Linked DNA regions of Homo sapiens: region 2 is linked to region 1. The links are chromatin contacts, found by Hi-C or POLR2A ChIA-PET in ENCODE. All regions are on one chromosome and are shown on one strand. Each heading gives the region's core, a stretch centred on a gene start or an enhancer-like site at or near the end of the contact. The rest is flanking DNA. Distances are from core to core; before and after follow the strand shown.

Region 1 (6,165 bases), core at 769-3,268:
TGTGGGTACAACAGAGCAATCACTGACCTCTCTGCCAGCAAGACTGGATGGTCTAAAGAATAAGAGACGGAGAGTAGCAGAAGGCTTTCTTAGTGCACTTGCCCTAACCCTTGGTGGATCTTGTTATCAAGTGTCCAACAAAGGCTGGAACATTCCAGGGGATTAATTCTTCAAATAGGACACCATGAATCTGTCCTTTGGAAACTCATCAAGGCAGAATTTACAATTTCATCAGTTTTATTTTCAGGAATTCTCTACAATTAAGAAGATAATTTACTAAAAACAGTCTTTCCTACCTCTGAGGTGTGTGTCACACACACTGATTAGAAGTGCTATAGAAAAGAAAATTCCAAATCGAATGACCTTCAAAATTTGCCTGTTAATACCCAGGTGTGGAAACAGTTCCATTCATTCAGAGAACTTTTGTATGCTTGTGGTTGATCAGTTTTAAAAAAAGAGAATAGTAATAAATAAAGTACAGTTTAAAACCCAGAATGGGCAGGGTATGGTGGCTCATGCCTGTAATCCCAACAGGTGTGACTAGGATGAGAGGAGTGACACAGGGCCCGGCAAATGCAAAGTTGGATCCTCTCTTCATTTAGCATTTTTATATTTTATTCATCAGAAATGTTTGCATTAATTTTGATTTTAAAATATTGTTTATCTTGGTCACTGAGAGGTGGTGTTTCTTTGGTGCCCCCTTCAATTTTGCACTAGCAGGTGCCTCACTCTCCTGCCTCACTCTCCTTACCCAGCCCTCCCCATAGGCTCATTGTCTTAAGTGCGGTGATGATTTCAAGGGATTCTACATAGGCCGATATCCATCATTTTGTACACTTTAAACAAGTGCAATTTCATGTATATCGATTATAGCTCAATACAGTTATTTTTATAGTAATATATAAAGCAATAGAGCACAGGCTCTGTGCACTGGTCGCCTTTTCCCTGCAGCTGTGGTCTCCGTCCTAGTTTCTCGCATCTCCAGAATCCAAAGACCAAGACAATTCCCCAGGGTAATGCTGTCGGCGCAGGACCCGAGACTCCTGCTGCAGGCATCTTCTTTGGCTCCTCCTGAGGTGGGTGCTGCGCTCAGAGGCTTAGGCCCGCACCCACCTCCCTAACCCACGCCCCTCCGCAGCCGCCTGCTGCTCGCGCGCTGCAGAGATTGATGCCCACCCACCCCTTTTCCGGGCAGGCGAGGATTAGACAGGGTCCAACCCCAGGGGACGCTGGCCTTCAAGCCCACCAACAACTGGTCAGAGTGAGGATCCCCAGATCCGCCGGGATGAGGGGAGAATCTGAAGTTCGCAGGGTCTGCGAAATAGGCTGGAGAAAGCTCATTTACAGAGAAAAAAAAAAGACGCGGAACTGTCTTCAGGGCCCTCAGAAGTGGTTTAAATTCTCCGCAAGGAAACCGAGGCGGGTACTGAGGTCGGTCTCGCCCTTTCCAGGGCGCGCAGTGAGGTCACCCCGGGAACGGCTGTCACCGCGGGAGGAGAGCAGCCCAGGGAACTAAAGACGAGTCCAGTTACCAGGGAAATGTCCTGAACACGTGTGGTCATCCCTGCCGGAATGAGGTTGAGTGATTCCTTAGGTCAGGCACTGCGGTTAAGTCCTGCAATCCCAGCAAATTCACAGGCAGAGGCAGAGGCGGGAGGATTTTTTTTTTTTTTAAATTAACCAGGCCTGGTGGCCCTAATCTGTAGTGCTAACTACTCAGGAAGCTAAGGCAGGAGGATCCCTTTAGCTCAGGAGCTGGAGGCTGCAGTGAGCCGTGATTGCGCCACTGCACTACAGCCTGGGCGACAGAGCTAGTTCCTGTTTCAAAAAAGAAAAAATTCCTCAAATGTTAATTATGAAATATTTCAGAAGTACGAAAAAGTGTACCACCACCGGCGCTACCACTTCCACCTTGGCAAGTGAAGCCCCACTACAATGGAAGCGTCGGGCGTATCCTCCCGGGCCTCTTTCCCTCCCTCCCCGGCCCTTCCCTCTTCCGATTTCCCTCCCGCCCTTTCCCCTCCCTCCCCTCCTGACCTCGACTTCCTTCCCTTCTCTGTCTAAGGGGCAGGGCGGAAGATCGAGCCTCAACGCTGCCCCACACCCACGCTGGATTTAAAGCCCACGCTGTAGGCGTCTGTCTCCGCGGTGGCAGCGTTTTCCTGTCCTCTCCAGGACTGGGAGAGTGCAGCGCTCCTCGTTCCCTTTCCTGGTGCAGGAAAGTGAGACCGCCTTCAGCCTTCTCTCTGCGCCTCCCCAGACCCTCATCTCTCCAGTGATTCTTATGGCCCTGCCCTGGGAGGGGGTCACCCATTCAGCAAAAAGTCACCGAGGGCCCAAAAGGTTTTGCCAGAGAAATAGGACGGCTGAAAATGTTACCCTGATGGTACAAACGGAATAACCCCGTAGGCACACATAATTAGCTGTTTTCTGAGGGTATCAAAAGCCACTATGGGTGGAGTGCCTCACGCCTGTAATCCCAGCACTTTGGGAGGCCAAGGTGAGAGGATCGCTTGAGGGGAGTTCAAGACGAGCGTGGACAATTCTGAGGGACCCCGTAGCTACAAAAAAAAAAAAAATTTTAGCCAAATATGGTGAGCATGCCTGTAGTACCAGCTACTGAGGAGCCTGAGGTGCGAAGATCACATGATCCCAGGAGTTTGAGACCAGCTTGGGCAACAAAGGGAGACCTCCTCTCTACAAAAAAGAGAAACAAAATTAGCCAGGCTTGGTGGCCAGCGCCTGTAGTCCTAACTACTCAGAAGGCTGAGGTGGGAGGATCCCTTGAGCCCAGAGTTTCCAGGCTGTAGTGACCGCACTCCAGCCTGGGCAACAGAGCAAGACCCTGTCTCAAAAAAAAAAGAAAAAAAAAGAAAAGCCAATGCATACTGCTGGTGAGGCAGGATAGTTAGGCAAGGAAGTAACCATGTTTTCTGGAAGCAGCAGCCATGGTTATAAAATAACTATCATATGATCCAGCAATCCCATTTCTGGTTAATTAAATTTCAATTGCAAGCACCCTTTTCTGGGTATATATCTAAAAGATGTGAAATCAGTATGTCAAAGAGGTATCTACGCTCCCATGTTCATTGTAGTATTGTTAATAATTACCAAGATGTGGAATTAAACTATCCATTGATGCATGAACAGATACAGAAAATGTGTTACATACACACATACACACACTCTCAAATACACACCACACAAAATGAAATACTCTTCAACCTTAGAAAAGAAGAAAATCCTGTCATTTGCAACAACATGGATGAACTTGGAGGACATTAAGCTAAGTGAAATAAGCCAGGCACAGAAGGACAAATACTGCATGATTCCAATTATATGTGGAATCTAAAATAGTTGAACTCATGGAAGCAGAGGGTAGAAGAATGCCAGGGGCCGGCTGGGGGACAAAGGTCAGGGAATGGGGAGATGTTGGTCAAAGGATACAAGGTTTCAGTTAGGATGAATAAGTTCTGGAGATCAGTTGTACAGCATGGTGACTACAGAGAATAATAATGTATTGTATACTTAAGGGTATTAGAAACCAAGATCTGGATCCCCATTGCTATTTATTTGTTTGTTTAATTTGTTGATGTTGACTGTGGTGGATTTTTTTTTTTTTTTTTTTTTTTGAGACAGTGTCTTGCTTTGTCACCCAGGCTGGAGTGCAGTTGTGCAATCTCGGCTCACTGCAACCTTTGCCTCCCAGGTTCAAGTCTTTCTCATGCCTCAGCCTCCTGAGTAGCTGGGACTACAGGCTTGTGCCACCATGCTCGACTGAATTTTTTTGTATTTTTAGTAGAGGTGGGGTTTCACTATATTGGCCAGGTTGGTCTCAAACTCCTAGCCTCAAGTGACCTGCCCACCTCAGCCTCCCAAAGTACTGGGATTACAAGCGTGAGCTACCACACTCTATCTGTTATGACTTTTGCCAGATATCCTGTATATGCCTAATACTAGAACAATCTGAGCATCTAAATAAATAATGTAGCGTTGGAATATAACACAAAGTATTAAATAAATATCTATAAGTCCATTCTTACAAGTAAATGAAGAATTCCAAATAATTTATATAGATAAATTATTTTGTAGGATATATAGACATTGGCCCCCTCAAGAAAGTGGAGCTTCAATCCTCACCCTTTGAGTGTGAGCTGCACTTAGCAACATAGGAGGAAGGAAAAGTAACTTCACTGTAGAGAAACCTGGCAAACACTTCCTCTGTCAGCTGGTCAAGGTTGATATCATGAGTGATAAGGCATGTTGATAGCATATACCCTTGATGTGATGTGATGAGAATACCTCTTCATTCCTGTGGTCTTCCTCTTGAAAACCTATAACCCCAGTCTGAGAAAAAAATCAGACAAACCCAAACTGAAGGACATTTTATTTGTAGATACCTGACCAGTACTCCTCAGAACTGTCCAGGTCATCAAAAATAAAGCATCACAGGTCAGAGGAGTGTAAGGAAACATGACCACTAAATGTAGTATGGTGTCCTGGATGGGATCCTGGAGTAGGCAAAGACATTAGAGAAAAACTAGAGAATCCAGGCCGGGTGCAGTGGTTCATGCCTGTAATCCCAGCACTTTGGGAGGCCGAGGAGGGCGGATCACAAGGTCAGGAGATCGAGACCATCCTGGCTAATACGGTGAAACCCGGTCTCTACTAAAAAAATACAAAAAATTAGCCAGGTGTGGTGACGGGCGCCTGTAGTCCCAGCTACTCGGGAGGCTGAGGCAGGAGAATGGCGTGAACCCCGGAGGCAGAGCTTGCAGTGAGCCGAGATCATGCCACTGCACTCCAGCCTGGGCGACAGAGCAAGACTCCGTCTCAAAAAAAAAAAAAAAAAAAAAAAAAAAACTGGAGAATCCAAATAAAATGTGGGGTTTAGTTAATAGTCATGTACTAAGTAAGGTTGGTTCCTTAGTTGTGATGAATGCATCACAACAATACAGTAATAAAACAGGGAAATAGCCACTGCAATGGCTCACACTTGTAATCCCAGCACTGTAGGAAGCCCACGCAGGAGGAATGCTTGAGCCTGGGAGTTTGAGACCAGCCTGGGCAACATAATAAGACCCCGTCCTCTACAAAATTTTTTTAAAAAAATAGCCAGGTGTAGTGGCATGCACCTGCAGTTCCAGCTTCTCAGCTAGTTGGGGTGAGAGGATCACTGGAGTCCAGGAGTTAAAGGCTGCAGTGAGCTGTGATCACCCAACTGTACTCCAACCTGGGTGAGAGAGCAAGACCTTGTCAAAATAAAATAAAATAAAATAAAATAAAATAAAATAAAATAAAATAAAATAAAATAAAGAGGAAACTAAATGAAGGGGACACAGGAACTTTCTGTACTATCTTTGTAACTTTTTCTGTAATTCTATAACTACTCTAAAATAAAAAGTTAATTTAAAATATAAAAACATTTTGTTTCATTTTATAATGGCTGGGTAGATTTTCAGATCTTTAGTGAAGTAGGTCCCAGATGTCTAGAGGCAGATTGCAGAGATGGGCAGGCACCCATCCAAACCCAACTGAGTCTAGTGCACTGGCTCATGCCTATAATCCCAGCAATTTCGGAGGCTGAGGCAGGAGGATCACTTGAGCCCAGGAGTTCGAGGCTATAGTGAGCTATGATTGCACTACTGCATTCCAACCTGGGCAACATAGTGAGATCTTGTCTCTTAAAAAAAAAATTGAAAGTTAATGTTGCTTAATCTTTTACTGGCTCGTTTTGGCCCTCTCACAGAGTCACTGGCCTCAGTCTTCTCCTTTTCCCCCATTTAAGCACTTATTTTACAAGACCATTTTTTTCAGTTTAATGAGACACAAACTCTCAACTTTTTATTTAAAACAGAAATGCAGTAGTAAGCTAAACCTTTTGCCATTCATAGGGAAACAAATATCAGTAATCCTCTTTGTTCTAAACAAAAATTCATAATTATTTATACATTTTAAAATATTATATTGTTTCAAATATTGTTAGTGGGGCAATAAATCATAAAGAGATACAACCAGTCGAAATTAGACTTTTAAAGAATTACTCTCAAAGACATTGCAACAACTCCAAAGTCCAGGGATCTTATAAGACTAATTTATTAGTAACAACATTTACAAAGATAGCTTTTTAATGCTGAGTTGTATCTGATTTAATGCAGTCAGAAA
Region 2 (6,313 bases), core at 89-2,588, 140 kb after region 1:
TCCATGGTTCAAAACCTCAGGCTTCAGGCATACATCTGGAACACAATGCTAAAATTAAATAAATAAATAAATAAAAACGAGCTGAGGACTGAGCCGACCAAATCTCTAGGGCCTAAAACTCACTGGCCTCCCTTAAACCTTGGGTCTAGGTTTACAGGTTAGATGTTTCCACTGAAATCCTTTATACTTTTGACTATAGGGGAAATTCTATCAGACCTGAACTCATGATTTAGGCTATGTTGTTGGCTATCTTTAATGGGAATGGGGGTGGCATTCATATCTCCTTAGAGTTATGCCAGAACAACAGGTTAGTAAGAACTGCAACCCACAAGGGTGGGACAGGAGGCAGAAGAGCTACCTCCTGGGGAGCAAAAAGCATAGAGCGTGATTTGCCGTCTTCGGATACCACTTTGCATTTAGTTCGGAACAGCACTGCTTTCACCCTTTCCCTCTTCTAGATGATAAACCAGCAGCGCAAGAGGGTGCTTGGTTTTTCTTTCAGGATCTAGGGCGCAGTTCGTCAGTGCCTGGTCACATTTCACCTAAATAACCCATTCCCCAACTCCCTGAATGCTCAGGACTCCAGGAGGGTGGGCAACCCCCATCCGATGGACACCTGCCAAGTCTGGCCTGTCCATACAGCACTCCCCACTTCTCCAGCTCTGCACCAACACCTCACGGGCTTGAGCCACCGCGCCCGGCCGCCCTGCGGCTTTTTAAGGCGCTCCCCAGCCCACGCACGGGCGGAAGTTTTGTCATCTACAGCTTTCAAGTCCTCCATTGCTAAGTCTACAACAGCCTGCGGTTTTGACAGACATTGCTACAGAGACAGGAGCCAACTTTCCCAGAAGGGAGAGAAAGCAGCCTCGGGTCTCCCCGAGATCGGTGGGGTTGCTCTGGCAGCGCCCCACCTCGTCCCGGAGCCCACGGACCACCCCCCCCGGACCCCCGGAATAAGAAACGGAGGCTGGAAGGTTTGGCAGTGGAGCGGGACGAATTTATCTGCCAGCAATTCCCTGGAAACAGGATTCCTTGCAGGCGCTGTGCCAGCGCGGGCCCTTAAGCAACTGAAAGTTAAACGCCCACGTGAATAGCTCTGAGGGATCACGGAGAAGTTCTCGTTTCGTCTGTACCTATTTGTATTTTCTAAGGCGAAAAAAAAGTTATTTAAAGAAAAAGAGAACGAACCTGGCGAGGTCCATGTCTGCGCACTCTTCACCAAGTAGGGGGACCTGAGTTCTTTTCCACTTTCCTGCTCTCCGCGTCCGTGTGCGGCTAGCCCCTCGCTCAGCTGCATTTCTATCGGGCACTCGACTCCCCGGAAGTGGTGGCACCGCACGCGCTGTTATCGACTCTGCGCCTTTGGAAACGGTGTGTCTGCGAATCCAACGACGGGCGCGGTGACTCACGCCTGTAATCCCAGCACTTTGGGAGGCTGAGGAGGGTGGATCACCAGCTTAGGAGATAGAGACCATCCTGGCTAACATGGTGAAAACCCGTCTCTACTAAAAATACAAAAAAATTAGCCGGGCATGGTAGCGGGCGCCTGTAGTCCCAGCTACTCGGGAGGCTGAGGCAGGAGAATGGCGTGAACCCCGGAGGCGCAGCTTGCAGTGAGCCGAGATCGTGCCACTACGCTCCAGCCTGGGCGACAGAGCAAGACTCCGTCTCAAAAAAAAATTGACGAAGGACCAAACCCCTAAAGGGGTGACATTCCAGCTTGACTCGTATCCCAGAGCAGCCCTGCTGTCCCCTTGCTTGAAAGCGCAGTTGACGCCAGAAACCGGGGGAGAGCAGCTACTAATGCACAGGGGAGGAGGGAGGTGCGAGGAGCGGGTTGCTCTCAGAGAGACAGAGTTGAACAACTACCCCTTGCGGTGTAGGAAGTATCTTGCGGCCTTCTAGGCCAATTAGTTGGCTTCGAACAGTCCAGTGGCTCCTCTAACTGGATACAGCCCTCCTGTCACGTTGCTTTCGTGGGGCCCTTGTTATGGTAATTACGATAATACACGTTTCTCCAGCCCACACGTCTAAGAACTGTTGCGAGAACCCATACTTTTTGAAATGCACACAGGCCAAAATGACTCACTAACTGAGGAGTTCACCAGTCTGAATTGCCCTTTCTCCCTAGCTCCATCCCACTCCGGACTCAATTAAGGGCCTGCCGTTGGAAGTCCCATCTAGAATCTTAAGGTACAGGCAGAGTACTTCTTCACACTGAATGAGCACATGCATTGAAAGTATATAGCTGGCCGGGCGCGGTGGCTCAGGACTGTAATCCCAGCACTTTGGGAGGCAGAGGCGGGCGGATCACCTGAGGTCAGGAGTTTGAGACCAGCCTGGCCAACATGAAGAAATCCCGTCTCTACTAAAAATACAAAAATTAGCCGGGCGTGGTGGCACGCGCCTGTAATCCCAGCTACTCGGGAGGCTGAGGCAATAGAGTCTCTTGAACCGGGGAGGCGGAAGTTGCAGTGAGCCCAGATCCCGCCACTGCACTCCAGCCTAGGCGACAGAGCGAGACTTTGCCTCAAAAACAAAACAAAACAAAAGTACATAGCCGTGCTTTTCTTCATTTCATCTGATTCTCACGCCAGCTCTAAGGAAACAGCTTCACTGAAGTGAGGAAACTCTTCTTCAGTCACTGACTTACAAAATGGTAGTGCAGGGATTTTCCCAGACCACCAAGAAGGCATCCAAGAAGTAAGCAAAAAAGATTACGACGTCGTTCCTATACCGTGGCAGTGGCTCACGCCTATTATCCCAGCACTTTGAGCGGAGGAGACAGGAAGGTCGCTTGACCCCAGGACTTCAGGACTAGCCTGGCAATATAAGGAGACGTCATCTCTACAAATAATTTTTTAAAATAACCGGGCGTGGTGGCAGTGCACTTGTGGTCCCAGCTACTAAGGAGGCTATGGTGGGAGGATCACTTGAACTTGGGCTGTTGAGGCTGCAGTGAGCCGTGATCAGGCTACTGCACTCCAGCCTGAGCGACAGAGTGAAACCCTGTCCGTATATATATGTACATATATATATGTAAAATGAATGCAGCAATATACCCCCCAAAATTATATTAAGACCAACAGAGGTTTACTCTCGGTATCCAAGAGTGATTTAGATGTGAAAATCAATCGGCCTATTCACTGCATTAATGAAAAAAGGAACATCACATGATCATTTCAATAGATACCGAAAAAGCATTTGACTCTTGAAAGTTATCCTCAGAAAGAATACATATGACGTCTGCACTTATTCCATAGATCAAAACAAGTCACCTTGCCAAGCCTAATATCAATGGGGCAGAAAACTGTCATCTACTTCCGGAGAGGAACACCAACCTTGTGGAATATTATGACAGTTTATACAGCACAGCATCTTATGCTCCAAGTGGGACAAAAATCCCACAACCAGTCATGATTTTTAAAAAGAACCCTTAGCAAATTGGGAATAGAAAGAAATATCCGACATCCAGATCCTCACCACGAACACTTCCACCACCTCCTGTTCCCTCTCCCTCCAAAGCGGCGCCGTAGCCACCGGCCCCCTCCTCCCCAGTGCCCCAGGCGCGGAGCAGACCGCCGGCAACCTCCTCTACACCACGCCGCAGGGACCCTCCAGCAGAGCCGGGCTGCTGCAGCCACCAGCGCTGGGACGAGGCGGCAGTGGCCCTCTGGCAAAGTGAAGTCTGGAGCTAGGAGAAAGCGGTCATCAGTACCTCTCGGATGGTTCAAAAACCCCCAAGGGCAAAGGAAGAGCTGCACTAAGAAGTCCAGATACTCCAAAAACTCCAAAATCTACCTCAGAAAAAACACGGTACGATAGTCTCTTGATCTGCTCACCAAGAAGTTCATTCAGCTCCTGAACCAGTCACCCGATGGGGTCTTGGTTTTGAACAAGGCAGCGGAAGTGCTAAAAGTGCAAAATAGAAGGATTTATGATATCACCAAAGCTCTGAAAGGCATCCATCTCATTAAGAAGAAGTCTAAAAATAACGTCCAGTGGATGGGTTGCAGTCTGTCTGCGGATGGGGGCATGCTGACCCAGTGTCAAGGCCTGTCAAAAGAAATGACCAAGCTCACTCAGGAAGAGAAGAAATTAGATGAACTGATCCCAAGCTGCACGCTGGACCTCAAACTATTAACCGAGGATTCAGATCGTCAAAGGTTAGCTTACGTTACATATCAACATATTCGAAAAATTAGTGGCCTTAAAGACCAAACTGTTATAGTTGTGAAAGCCCCTCCAGAAATAAGACTTGAGTGCCTGACTCAATAAGAGAGCCTACAAATACATTTGGCAGGTACCCAAGGGCACATTGAGGTTTACTTATGTCCAGAAGAGACTGAAACACAGTCCAATGACAACAAACAACCAAGACCCCAATGGGAATATCCTTAAACCCACCTCGTTGGTTTCAACCAACTCAGGACATAGCGATTGCTCAATTTCTATGGGAAACCTTTCTCCTCCGGCCTCCCCAGCCAACCTCTTACAGCAGACTGCGGACCAAATTCCTTCTAATCCTCTAGTATGACCATTTGTGAACTTACTGCCTCCCCTGCTGCAAGATGACCATTTGTGAACTTACTGCCTCCCCTGCTGCTCCTCCTGAGCCTCGGGGAGGAGGAAGGCATCAGCGATCTCTTTGATGCCTATGATTTGGAAAAGCTCCCACTGGTGGAAGACTTCAAGTGTAGTTGATTATGCTTCATGTGAACTCTCCTTAAAAACCAATTTTTTTAAATCATGGAACCAGAACATATGTCATGCAATGTTGTCCCTTCCTACTTTCTTCCTCCAGGAGAGTATCATGAAGTAAACTACAAACTTCAGAAGAAAGCTGACATTTTCATGAATTTTTTAAAAATTAATAAACAAATTGTCTAAACGCACAGTTGCAGGCTCCCTTGGGAAAGCCCTGCTTTGCTACAGGCTCCAAGATCTCCTGGCTAGGTCAGCAAGTGAGAAAATGTACAATCAGTTGTCTCTCACCCCGACTTTTCCTTCCTCCTTCCTCCCCGGATTGGCTTGCTGTGCCTGAGGGATGGGCTGCAGAATGGGGTCTGGCCACCTGGCCTGCTGGGAAACAGCAATCTTCCTTAATAGCATTTCAAGCCATGCCTTCTCCACAGAATGCATGTCTTTGAGGTCTGCTGATATGGAATGGAACTGCAGCAAATGCAAACTTGAAGTCATGCAAAAGTATGAAATGAATTTCTTCAGCTCTTCTTAGGAATATTCAAATTACTGTCATAATTCAGTTTAAGCTATGAACTGTGTGTCCCAGTAGGAGGTCAAGAAGATCTCCACAGGCTTCTGGATGAAGAACCTGTTTTCAAATATACTTGTTGCAGATACAGAAGACTAGTAGAGTTCTGCCACTCTAAGCTGTTGTGGATTTTCCTGTCTCCATGAACCACTCCCATTCCCCTGTCCCCAATGTGTTTGTGAGTTTCTAGTTGATTTGTAGCAAATGCCTACTTAGTTCTTTGTGGATTGTTTTGAACTTTTTATTTTTTTAGCTGCCATTTAAGCATTCCTGTGGCACCCATCACCATTTCAATTTAATTGTTTACTTTGAAGCGATTTTTGCAAATTCACATTACTTCAGCAGAGGGAGAGAACCTCTACTGATCAGAGCATCTAAACCTGTGTGATCTAAGGTTTATCAGCTTCTGCAAGGAGCTTTGTCCCACCATGCTTCCATTCCCAGAAGGAGGAGCTTGGAGCGAGTCAGTCCTGGGGCTTGCTGACATGGGTGACCCATTGGAAAGGAGAACCAGGTTGGGTGACTTAGCCCCAAGGAGCAGCAGGCATGGGTCCCTCCATCCTTGGGCTTCCTGGGCCCCTGTGATGGGGGAAAGGGCTCTCTTATACCACACTCAAGGAGACCACTTCTCAGGATGGAGTCAGATGGAGAGACCTCTCGGGAGAAAGACATCCCCGTTGTGTGAGTGGCATTTCCTTAAGCTGGCAGGAACGGGGAGCTCCCACTGTGTTGGGGGCTGGAATAGTTCTGGCCAGACCCCGTTCCCCTTCCTCTATGAAGGAATAAGTTGGACCAAGGGAAGTTGGGGGCGTAGAAAATGAAGCAAAACAATTCCAGGGTGTCTCCCGCTTTACTCTTCAGGAATGGTGTCCCAAGTTGGAGGTTTTGTGTCAGCTGCAAATCCTACCAGTTATGTCCAAGAATGGCTTTCCCTCGGGCAGGTGGCAGTGGTCATCTCCCACTGGGAATATGGCGTAGTATCTCCGGTCCATTCCTTGGATGCTAAGGACTGTGGGAATGAGGGGGTCAGATAAAGAACAA

Evidence for each region. Hi-C counts contacts between places; a loop is a spot of excess contacts on that map. ChIA-PET counts read pairs that join two places held with the same protein, here RNA polymerase II (POLR2A). Pooled maps may share reads with other maps.
Region 2: a pooled map shows a loop between it and region 1 (3-fold over the local background). The contact joins two enhancer-like sites. A Hi-C loop is called at or near these places in 1 of 37 single-sample maps with no recorded cell type and 10 of 50 pooled maps. POLR2A ChIA-PET finds 5 or more read pairs at or near these places in 4 of 52 experiments (CD4-positive, alpha-beta T cell, activated CD4-positive, alpha-beta T cell, activated naive CD4-positive, alpha-beta T cell and 1 more).

What each region holds. Positions count from the first base shown.
Region 1 is chr17:35,344,498-35,350,662 of GRCh38, forward strand. It overlaps SLFN11 (schlafen family member 11), which reads right to left. Exons shown (of 7, transcript NM_001376007.1): 7 at 5,808-6,165. It also overlaps the pseudogene LOC101060119. Among named protein-coding and RNA genes, the nearest start is that of SLFN11, 26 kb to the right of the region's middle. Within about 2 kb of position 2,019, at least 23 of the 41 ENCODE cell types and tissues checked have a DNase peak (open chromatin) inside an H3K27ac peak, as active enhancers do.
Region 2 is chr17:35,486,538-35,492,850 of GRCh38, forward strand. All of the region lies in intron 2 of SLFN12L (schlafen family member 12 like), which reads right to left. It also overlaps the pseudogene E2F3P1. Among named protein-coding and RNA genes, the nearest start is that of SLFN13, 41 kb to the left of the region's middle. RefSeq lists an enhancer at 639-918 and a silencer at 3,433-3,727. Within about 2 kb of position 1,339, at least 21 of the 41 ENCODE cell types and tissues checked have a DNase peak (open chromatin) inside an H3K27ac peak, as active enhancers do.